2 separate regions of the Homo sapiens genome follow, and region 1 is linked to region 2. The links are chromatin loops, found by intact Hi-C in ENCODE. Cell type or tissue: PC-9. All regions are shown on one strand. Each heading gives the region's core, and the rest is flanking DNA. Links, peaks and the distances in the headings are about the cores only. Region 1 holds the start of SYT12 (synaptotagmin 12). Region 2 overlaps RCE1 (Ras converting CAAX endopeptidase 1).

What was found. Hi-C counts contacts between places; a loop is a spot of excess contacts. Peaks named below come from ENCODE experiments on the same cell type or tissue, not always from the same donor. Only the 100,000 strongest peaks of a DNase experiment are listed, where the experiment ranks them.
Region 1: it touches region 2 in a loop (8-fold over the local background); 5 of 110 quality-filtered maps call a loop at or near these places.

The regions. Positions count from the first base shown.
Region 1 is chr11:67,018,891-67,024,252 of GRCh38, forward strand. It overlaps SYT12 (synaptotagmin 12), which reads left to right and starts at 4,244. Exons shown (of 8, transcript NM_177963.4): 1 at 4,244-4,570. RefSeq lists enhancers at 2,534-3,733, 4,675-5,175, 4,904-5,003, 5,176-5,362. In PC-9, for the core only: a CTCF peak has its summit at 3,003 (motif pointing left); DNase peaks (open chromatin) are centred at 3,001 and 3,681; H3K4me3 peaks cover 2,061 bases; H3K27ac peaks cover 1,156 bases.
Region 2 is chr11:66,845,032-66,850,393 of GRCh38, forward strand. It overlaps RCE1 (Ras converting CAAX endopeptidase 1), which reads left to right. Exons shown (of 8, transcript NM_005133.3): 5 at 1-5; 6 at 135-206; 7 at 469-531; 8 at 829-1,521. The coding sequence ends at 1,064. It overlaps PC (pyruvate carboxylase), which reads right to left. Exons shown (of 23, transcript NM_001040716.2): 19 at 5,189-5,362; 20 at 4,906-5,085; 21 at 4,580-4,828; 22 at 4,199-4,339; 23 at 3,389-4,116. The coding sequence ends at 3,868. Among named protein-coding and RNA genes, the nearest start is that of RCE1, 4.3 kb to the left of the region's middle. RefSeq lists an enhancer at 5,213-5,362. In PC-9, for the core only: no CTCF peak of the experiment used is centred there; a DNase peak (open chromatin) is centred at 1,960; H3K27ac peaks cover 2,730 bases.

The DNA.
Region 1 (5,362 bases), core at 251-5,250, 170 kb after region 2:
AGACAAGTGGCTGGTGCCTCATGAGCTGAGCCGGGGCCTGGAAAGCGGAGAACTGAGGCCAAGTGCAGTGGCTCAACGCCTACTGTTCCAACTGTATTCATCGATTTTCATGCTGCTGATAAAGACATACCCAAGACTGGGCAATTTATAAAGAAAGAGAGGTTTAAAGGACTCACAGTTCCTCATGACTGGGGAGGCTTCACAATCATGGCAGAAGGCGAAAAGCACATCTTACATGGTGGCAGACGAGAGAAAATGAGAGCCAAGCGAAAGGGGTTTCCCCTTATAATACCATCAGATCGCTGGGCGTGGTGACTCATGCCTGTAATCCCAGCACTTTGGGAGGCTGAGGTGGGTAGATCACCTGAGGTCGGAAGCTCGAGACCAGCCTGATCAACATGGAGAAACCCCATCTCTACTAAAAATACAAAATTAGCCGGGCGTGTTGGCGCATGCCTGTAATCCCAGCTACTCAGGAGATTCAGGCAGGAGAATCGCTTGAACCTGGGAGGCGGAGGTTGCAGTGAGCCAAGATCGTGCCATTGCACTCCAGCCTGGGCAACAAGAGCGAAACTCCACCTCAAAAAAAAAAAAAAATCAGATCTCATGAGACTTACTACCACGAGAACAGTACGGGGGAAACCGCCCCCCACGATTCAATTATCTCCCACTGGGTCCCTCCTACAACACGTGGGAATTATGGGAACTACAATCCAAGATGAGATTTGGGTGAGGACACAGCCAAACCATATCACCAACACTTTGGGAGGCCGAGGAGGGGGGAATCACTTGAGCCCAGGAGTTCATGACCAACCTGGGCAACGTGGCAAAACCCTGTCTCTACAAAAATACAAAAAATTAGCCATGCGTGGTGGCGTGAGCCTGTAACCCAGCTACTCAGGAGGCTGAGGTGGGAGGATCACCTGAGCCTGGGTGGTCAAGGCTGCAGTAAGCCGTCTTTGTGCCACTGCACTCCAGCCTGGGTGAAAGAGTGAGACCCTGTCTCAAAAAAAAAAAAAAAAAGTGGCGAGCCGCTTGCTGGAGCACTAGTCTTGGGGCCCAGCTGTGTGGCCTTGGGCGCCTTTTCTTTCTAGTCTCTTCACCTTTAAGTGTCACTGACTCCACGCACAGCATCTCTGTGATGCTCAGATGGAGCATCCTTCAGGCCAACCTCAGGGTGGGGCCTCCCCTGAGGTGCACTGCTCTTCAGGAACTGGTCCCAAAGGTCCCAGAGGTCAAGGAAGAATGAGTAGGGGCTTTGCTCGGAGGAGGTGACTTCTGTAGGATGTGATGCACAGAAGACGGAGGAAGCTGTTGGTGAGAGCAGGGAAAACACTCCAAGCAAAGGGACCAGCAAGGGAGAGTCCCTGAGGCGGAGAATGGCTTGTCAGGCGTCAGGAAGGCCAGAAGGCCCAGGAGGCAGGAGCTCAGCAGGTGACAGGGATGGTGGCATGAAAGTTCAGAGAGGCCAGCAGGGTCTGTAGGCCCCAGAAAGGAGTTTGGCTTCCATTTCCAGTGCAGCATGCAGCCACATGAGATGTGTTTGTTTTTGTAAATTGTACAGAAGCATATCACACATGCACAAAAGTGTACAAATCATCAGTGTACAATGCCATGAATTTTCACAAAGTGAACACACCCAGGAGATGGGCACTGAGATCAAAACCAGAATGTGACCAGCACCCCAGCATCCTCCCGTAGGCCCCTCTAGTCACCACCCCCATGGGGACCAGAGTCCCATGCACAGAGTAGTTTTGCTTGTCTTTGAACCTCCTATAAATGCATCCATCAGCAGCGTTCTCTGTGTCCAGCTTCTGTTGCTCAGCAGTACGTTTGTGAGATTCACCCACCATTTTTTTTTAGACGGAGTCTCTGTCGCCCAGGCTGGAGTGCAGTGGCGTGATCTCAGCTCACTGCAACCTCCACCTCCTGGGTTCAAGCGATTCTCCTGCCTCAGCCTCCCGAGTAGCTGGGATTATAGGTGCATACCACCACGCCCAGCTAATTTTGTATTTTTTAGTAGAGACGGCATTTCACCTTGTTACCCAGGCTGGTCTCGAACTCCTGAGCTCAGGCAATCTACCTGCCTCGGCCTCCCAAAGTGCTAGGATTACAGGCGTGAGCCTGAAAGGTGGATTCACTCGCCTTTCATTAGTGGTTGTAGTTTTGCTTCTCTTCTTAGTGGCACAGTCTTCCATTGTGTCACTACACCACAATGCATCTGTGCATTTGATTCATAATGGGCATTTGTGGTCTCCTGTTTGGGGCTACTGTCAACATTCTATCCTTGTCTTTTGGTGCACCCGTGTACGCTTTTCTGATCATTGAAGGGTGTTCAACATGAAATTGACAAGATCTCTCATTTCAAGCTCACTCCCGCCCCTGCATCAGCTCCCCAGTGTGACACCAGAACTGGACCAGCCTCAACTTTGCTTTTTTTTTTTGTTTGTTTGAGATGGAGTCTTGCTCTGCTGCCCAGGCCAATCTCGGCTCACTGCAGCCTATGCTCCCAGGTTCAAGCAATTCTTTTCCCTCAGCCTCCTGAGTAGCTGGGACTACAGGCATTTTTAGTGGAGACGGGGTTTCACCATGTTGGCCAGGCTGGTCTCGAACTCCTGGCCTCAAGTGATCCGCCCTACCTCAGCCTCCTAAAGTGCTGGGATTACAGGCTTGAGCCACTGTGCCTGGCCTCAACTTTGTCTTTTGTTGCTTGGGTAGAATACCCTATTAGAGTCTGGCCCCTTTTATGCCCTGATGATGTGTCTGACTCCCAACTCCCTTCCAAACCAGAAACTCGGCCATTCATTCCCCAGGCCTGGGTGTCCTGCGAAGAAAATGGACTCAAATGGACTCAATCGTACCAAAGCTGCAGCTGGCTGTGAAGGTTGAGTTAAATGGGAAATGGCAGTGAAAGCTCAGGGCCCATTACCCAGGCCCCCCGCCCCATGATAATGCCCTTTCTCTTTGTTCTGTTCCAGGTCCAGGAAATGAAATGAAGACAAAAGCGCCCCCTGTGGGTGAAGGTAAGATGCAGCTCTCTTTCTTTTTTTCTTTTTCTTTTCTTTTTTTTTTTTTGAGACGGAGTCGCCGCGATCTCACTGCAAGCTCCGCCTCCTGGGTTCACGCCATTCTCTTGCCTCAGCCTCCCGAGTAGCTGGGACTACAGGCGCCCGCCACCACACCTGGCTAATTTTTTTGTATTTTTAGTAGAGACGGGGTTTCACCGTGTTAGCCAGATGCAACTCTCTTTCTAGGGCTCCCCAGCATCCTGTCTTCTAGACCAAGGATGCCCACACTGCACCAAGCCAGCACAGACCCAGCCTCCACTGAGAGGTCAGTGCCCACAGGCTGCCCTCAGCTCTAAAGGCCCAGAGTGTAGATGAGCCAGGAAGCACTGCCACCCTTGCACACTTGCTCCCCATCTGGGATCCTCGCCCCTCTTCCTCCCCCACCCCAGACCGTTGGAGAGGTCTCCCCAGGTGTCCACCCAGCCTGCTCCCCTGGTTACTGTGCCCACAACATGTGGCACCTTCCCCCGCACCCAGCCCCTCCCAGTGCAAGCCGTGCCTCACTGCCAGACTGCGCGGGCAGGGAGGGACCTGTCCCCTGTTCCCGGAAGATGGAAGATCGCCCACACCTGGCACTGTGCCCAGCCCCTGCGGGGGCGTCATAAATATCTCCTGAATGATTCATTCATTCCTTTGGGAGAGAAAGCACGACCCCTTAGTGGTTAAAGGTATGGAGTTTGAAGTCACACAGACCTGGGTTCAATTCTGGCTCTGACCTTTGGCTCTGTGACCTTGGTCACCTCTCTGAGCCTGTTTCTTCATGTAAAAAATGGAGTCACCACGACCAGATTAGGCCACGGTGAGGACTGAGATGATGTTGTAAGGCACCAGCACAGAGCTGACCTACAGCTCAATCGTGGTGGGAGGGAGTAATTATCCATTCAGAAAAGGGGAAACTTTCCGCTGCGCCTCCTGTCGCTGTTTTCCTTGGCTCCCGGAGGTGCGCAGTATCGGGTCCGTTTTTAAGGTAAAGAAACTGAGGCCTAGAAAGAGAACAGGATAACCCAGGGCGCGGAGGCTGGGGCTAGAACCCAGGCCGGCTGGCTCTGAGTCCAGTGCTTGGCCTGCCTCTCAGAGGCCTGTGGGCACGTCCCCACCCACCCCTGTCCCCAGGCGTGGGAGCGAGGGGTTGGGCTTGGCCTCAGGGCGTCCCTGGATCCCGGACGCGCTTGGGGATCTCCGGCTCGGACCCCAGGAGCAGAGACAGCGCTCGAGCTTGTCACTTTAAATTCAAGAGGGAGCGGGCGGGCAAGCGGGCGAGCGCGAGGGAGCGCGCGGCGGGCTCCTGGGAGCGTGCCCGGACTGCGGCGCAGCTCCGGTCCGCCGCCCCGGCCCGGCCGAGCCCCCGGCCCGCGCCGCGCTCCTCGGAGGCGGGAGCCCGGCGACACTGCAGGGGTGGCGTTGCCGCCGGCGGCCGGGCTAGGCGCAGGTGCGTGCGCGCTGCGGGAGGCGGGCCGGCAGCTGGAGCCCAGCCGGAGCGGCGGCCCCTCCGCGGAGCCCGGGTGAGTACGCACCCCGCCGACCCCCGTGCGCGGCCGGGATCGCACCCTGATCGCGGACGCACGCAGCCCCCTCCTCGGGCCCTGGGCCCGGGACCCCAGAGCCCCGCGCACTCCGCGCTCCTGCACCTCCGCGCCGCGCTTGCACACGAACGAATGCCGGGCACCGCGCACGCTGGGCGCCCTTACCCGGCCCGGCCACTCCGCGCAGTGCGCATCGCATCGCACGCCCCGCATGTGCACACACGCGGCTCACCCGGCCATTTACACGCCTCCCCGCGCCCACGCTGCACACACGCCCCTCACTTTCGCATTCAGCGCCCTGACTGTCCTCACTGTCCCTGCTCTGGCTTCGCACCCCCTCCCGACACTCCGGTCCCCATACACCCTGGAGGTTCCCGAGGCAGGAGCGCTGGGTCTGCAGGAACCGTCCCAATCTGGAGGGGAACGTTGCACCCCAGCCCGAGGAGGCCCTGGCCGTGTGAAGAGCCAGATATGACCCTCAGCCGCCGGTGGCACCAGCCTGAGTGGGGGGCTTTCCAGAGCTTAGGAGAGGGGTATGGCGGGGCAGGGGAGGAAGCTTGCCCAGACTCAGGGCCTCAAGGCTGTAGATTTGGGCTGAAGTTGGGGGAGGGAGGTGGGGGGCCGGGAGCCTGGCCTGTGGGTGGAAGGCCCTGAGCTGGCCATCCTGGGAGCTCTCTTCCAGGGGCTGCAGAGAGACTGTGTGCACCCTCCTCCATTCCCAAAAGCCTGGGAAAGCTGCACCATGGAATGTCAGCTCCTTCTCCCCGTCAG
Region 2 (5,362 bases), core at 66-5,065:
AGTTGGTGAGTCTGGCCAGATTAGTCCTGGTGTGTTTTCAGCATGAGAGCTCAGAAGGGGGCTTGAGGTGAGGGGCAGTCCTAGAAGGGAGGCTGGGAGGAATGACTGTGATGTGATTGTCACCTTTTTCCCAGCCCATTTTCACCATATTATTGAGCAGCTGCGTTTCCGCCAGAGCAGCGTGGGGAACATCTTCTTGTCTGCTGGTGAGTCCTGGCTAGCTGGCCTGGGTTAGGGTGTATGATGATGTCGCTAATGGCCACTCTGGAGAAGGAATTGGGAACTGAGGGCCACAGTATTGGAGAGGCCACTGACCGTGGGAAGTTGGGGTGCAGGACAGCTGTAGGTGGTGGGGCAGGCAGCTACTGCCCCGGGGGGAGGGGATGGTCGGTCTTTGGCTGATGGGTATGTAGTGTGGGGGCAGGAAGGGCGTGCAGGTGTGGTCACTCGTGGCCTCCCCGTCTCCAGCGTTCCAGTTCTCCTACACAGCTGTCTTCGGTGCCTACACTGCTTTCCTCTTCATCCGCACAGGTTGGTCCTCAGTCCCTCATGGGTCCCTGGGGGCCCACAGGAGCGGGTGGGAGAATGGGAATACTGTTTGTTCTAGGAACAAAAGTTCTTCTACTCCAGTCCTTGAGACAGGCTGAGCCAGAGCCCTCAGCCTGGTGAGGTCTGAGAGGTGGAAAGGAGCAGAGGCCGTGGTGTGTGGGTGGATGGCTGGGGTAGTGGGATCTTGATCTCCTGTTTCAGGGGATGAGGGTCACTAGCCCTGGAAGGGCCAGAGGAGGTGGTAGGGCTGCTCCCTGAGCTGCTGTCTCTTTTCCCCAGGACACCTGATTGGGCCGGTTCTCTGCCATTCCTTCTGCAATTACATGGGTTTCCCAGCTGTTTGCGCGGCCTTGGAGCACCCACAGAGGCGGCCCCTGCTGGCAGGCTATGCCCTGGGTGTGGGACTCTTCCTGCTTCTGCTCCAGCCCCTCACGGACCCCAAGCTCTACGGCAGCCTTCCCCTTTGTGTGCTTTTGGAGCGGGCAGGGGACTCAGAGGCTCCCCTGTGCTCCTGACCTATGCTCCTGGATACGCTATGAACTCTCACCGGCTCCCCAGCCCTCCCCACCAAGGGGTACTGCAGGGGAAGGGCTGGCTGGGGTCCCCGAGATCTCAGGAATTTTTGTAGGGGATTGAAGCCAGAGCTAGTTGCGTCCCAGGGACCAAGAGAAAGAAGCAGATATCCAAAGGGTGCAGCCCCTTTTGAAAGGGGTGTTTACGAGCAGCTGTGAGTGAGGGGACAAGGGGCAGGTCCCAGGAGCCACACACTCCCTTCCTCACTTTGGACTGCTGCTTCTCTTAGCTCCTCTGCCTCTGAAAAGCTGCTCGGGGTTTTTTATTTATAAAACCTCTCCCCACCCCCCACCCCCCAACTTCCTGGGTTTTCTCATTGTCTTTTTGCATCAGTACTTTGTATTGGGATATTAAAGAGATTTAACTTGGGTAACATGGCCTTGGGCCTTTGGGAATCGGTCTATTTGGGATCTTGTGTGAAGACTCTAGGCAGCTCTTGGGAGTGTGCCCACCACCTGTCCCAGCTACCTTGAACACTGACATCTGGGCGGTGCATCCAGGCGGGTAGTTCCCTGGAGTACAGGATGGGCTGGGAGCTCTGGTTGCTGGGAGCCTGTGGCTTCCTCCTTCCTGAACCATGCCCCAAAGTCCTAGTGTGGTTGGCTCTGAGACTGCAGGTACCAGGTGTGAGCCCAGCTCATCCTGGGGCCTGTGCCTTGGCTGACGGGTCAGGGAGTGGGAACCATGGCCCTGGCCCTGACCTCAGCGATGGAGCCTCCGACGTATCTCCTCTGAGGGGAAGATGACTGGCCTGAAGCCTCTGCCAGGACCTCCACAGTCTGCCAGTCTTGTTTTTCACAAGAGGAAATAGGTCCCTGAGTCACCATAAGTAGAGGCTTTTCTGGTTCTCTCCACCTCTGACCTCTGCCCCAGAGGAACCCAGAACACAGGCTGCAGCCCTGAGGGCAGCAGGGACTTTGCCAAGCAACACAGTGACTCCAGGGTCCTTCTCGGCACCTGCAAGTGTTCTGCCTGCTCTCCATCATTTTTGGAAGGGCTCTCGTTTCCCTGCCTGTGCTCTTTTAAAATTAGATTCCTGAAAGAGTATTAGCCCTGGATTACTTGAGGTCAGGAGTCCGAGACCAGCCTGACCAACATGGTGAAACCCGTCTCTACTAAAAATACAAAAAATTAGCCGGGCATAGGCGGGGCGTGGTGGCAGGAGGCTAAGGCAGGACAATCACTTGAACCTGGGAGGCACAGATTCCAGTGAGCCAAAATCACACTACTGTACTCCAGCCTGGGTGACAGAGCGAGACTCCATCTCCGGGGTGGGGGGCAGGGGGGGCGGGGGAGGGAAGAAAGCCCTTTAGGTCCCATTCCCCAATCAAGGAGGTTGTCCCAAGGTCCCTTCTCTGAGGCTGGCCACTGAGGGAAAAAGGATGTGCGGTCACTCCCCCACGATGCCTGCAGGCTGGCCATGACAACGACATCCACCCGGATGGAAGGGGCAGCATCGCAGTCATCTGCCTCCTGGGGTACATCTAGGACATGGCGGTCCAGAAAGGAAGAGGCTCAAGCCCACTGTGAGTTGCCCATCCCAGAGGTTGGACTGGCTCTGGGAGCACTGGGCAGAGGCCTGCTGGGTGCTTCCCATCCAGAGGCTGATTTCCTGCATCGGCCTCCCCACACCCACCCCTCCATCTCAGGAACTGCCCAGCCTCCTGCTCCCTTCACCATCCTCTCCCTACCTGTGGGCAGGTGGGCAGGAGGGCAGTGGTGCAGGCAGGGTTACTGTCCCCACTGCAGGAAAGGGAACTGAGCAGGAGTCTGGAGGGGTGGTCATGGGGAGTGGCAGGGTTAGAACCTGAGACCCTGGACCCGGTGCTCCCCCTCACCTCCCACCAACATTCTCACATCCAGAGCACACACAAGACTCCCGGATCACCATTCCCGAGGGTCTTACCCACTGCCCACAAGGTGGTACCTGCTTGCATTTACCTGCTAACTGAGGTGGGACGCTGGCCTTGGGTTTTAGAAAATAAAGCAGCGGGGTTGGGAGGCGAGTCTGCCAACGGCCTGGGTTTCATCTCTCTCTCTTACTACTTGTGAAGTCCTGGACAAATTATTTAATCTTCCTGTGACTTGATTTCTGTGTCCATAAGAGGATGAAGGTTAATTCCCTGTGTTAATAGGTGTTAAATACTTAGAACAGGCCCCACCCCTCAAGCAAGTTCAGTACTACTAGTCCTGTTTGGGGAGTATACACAGTAGGCACCCAATAGTGACTTAAAACAGGGCCACGATGGTCATTCTCACTACCCTCTGAGGAGAACGACACAACTGACCTGCCCACCCATGGGGAGCTTGAAAGGCAGCCCCCCACTGCTGAGTGGTGCAGGCTGGGGGCTGCACAGGATCCAGCATGGAGGGCAGGGGAAAGCCAGCTTTATTGAGTAAACTTCCCAGGACCTGGGACATCTTAGATCTCCCCTTCCCCCAGGAGATAGGACCCCTAAACCTCCCCTGGGTCCTAGGACCACCTGACCCACCACTTGTAGTCTCCAGTGAGGAGGGGACCCTTATTTGGCAAGAGATGAACATGTAAGCAGCTGTCCGCCGGAGGAAAGGACGATGGCTGAAAGGAATGAACCACCGCAGGCGGTGTCTCTCCTGTCCAGCTGTGGACAGGACCTCCACGGCCCGGCCTTCCTGGCCTCGGGCACTGGCTGGCCTGGGCCTGCCGTGGCAGCACAGCTTCTGTTGAAGGCTTGGGGATGGCCAGGCTGCCGGTCTGGGGCAAGATCACTCGATCTCCAGGATGAGGTCGTCACCTTCCAGTGTCATGTCCTTGGTCACATGAACCTTGCGGACAGTACCCTCCATGGGTGAGGTCACCACAGTCTCCATCTTCATGGCACTGAGCACACACAGGGGCTGGCCCTTGGCCACCTTGGCCCCTGCCACCACTTTGATGTCTATCACCTTCCCAGGCATGGGCGCCCCGATCTGGCCCTTCACGTCCTTTAGGGCCTTGGGGTGGAAGTGCATCTCCTGAAGACACAGGGCAGAGGGGACATGACATCCTGGGCCCAGCCAAGCCCCACCGCCTGGCTGGCCCTGGGGGAGACAATACCTTCATGGCCTGGGTGTCCTTGACCAAGATGGACCGCAGCTGCCCATTGAGCTCAAAGAAGACCTGCCTCTGGCCGGCCCGGTTCAGGTCGCTCACGGCCAGGGCTTTGATGTGCAGCGTCTTGCCCCGCTCCAGCTCCACCTGCAGGGAGGGTGTGCAGACTCAGAGCTGGACGCCAAGGTGGGAGAGCAGTCCCCCGGCCCTGGCCATAGGAAGTCCCCACACTGGGCCTTGGCTCCTCGTTCCTAAAGGCCTAGCTCCCGGTCTCAAGGGTCCTTTCTGCTCCCAAAGCTTGCGAGGCTGGGTGACAGCCAAGCTAAACTCCAGAGCTCTGGGGCAGGGGGCCAGGGTGGAGTGTGGAGAAGCGCCAGAGCCACTGACCTCAAACTCCTCTGCGATCTTGGGTCCCTGCAGGAAGAGGCGAGTATTCAGGCTATCCAGGGGGCCAAAGGTGGCAGTGAAGTCCTTGAAGTGGGCAAACACATCGGGGTACATAGCTGCTGAGAGCACATCTTCCGGCGTCACCTCCTCCCCATGCCGGTCTACCAGCTCCTTCTCCAGTGCCTGCAGATCCAGGGGAGGGAGGGAGGCTCCAGGCCGCCCCTCCACCCTTGGCAGGTCCTTCAGTACCTGGGGAGCAAAGCAGAGGATCAGTCCCAAGTCCTGCATCCAGCCCCCACCCTCACACCATGCTGGGCCTTCCCTACCTTAGAGCGAAAGGGTTCGGGGAACCCCCCATGGGGGACACCGATGTAGCCCTGCAGGAACTCCACCACGGAGCGGGGAAAGGACAGCTCTTCCGCCTGAGCTTCGGCCTCTGCCCGGCTCAATCCATTCTGCACCATAAACTGGGCCAGGTCCCCCACGATCTTGGAGGAGGGCGTCACCTGAGGAGAAGGCCCTGGAGGTTAGGGTGCCAGGCACCTCAAGGAGGCCAGTGGCAGGTGCATGCAGGGCTGGGTCAGGTAAGGAGCACCGGGCCGGGCTCACCTTGATGAGATCGCCCAGCATCTGGTTGGCCTCCACATAGGCCTTCTTGACCTCCTTGAACTTGGAGCCAAGCCCCATGCTGTGGGCCTGGAAGTGCAGGTTGGTGTACTGGCCCCCTGGGATCTCATTTTCATACACGTCCGAGTTGCCAGACTTCATGGTGGCCGTGCAGTC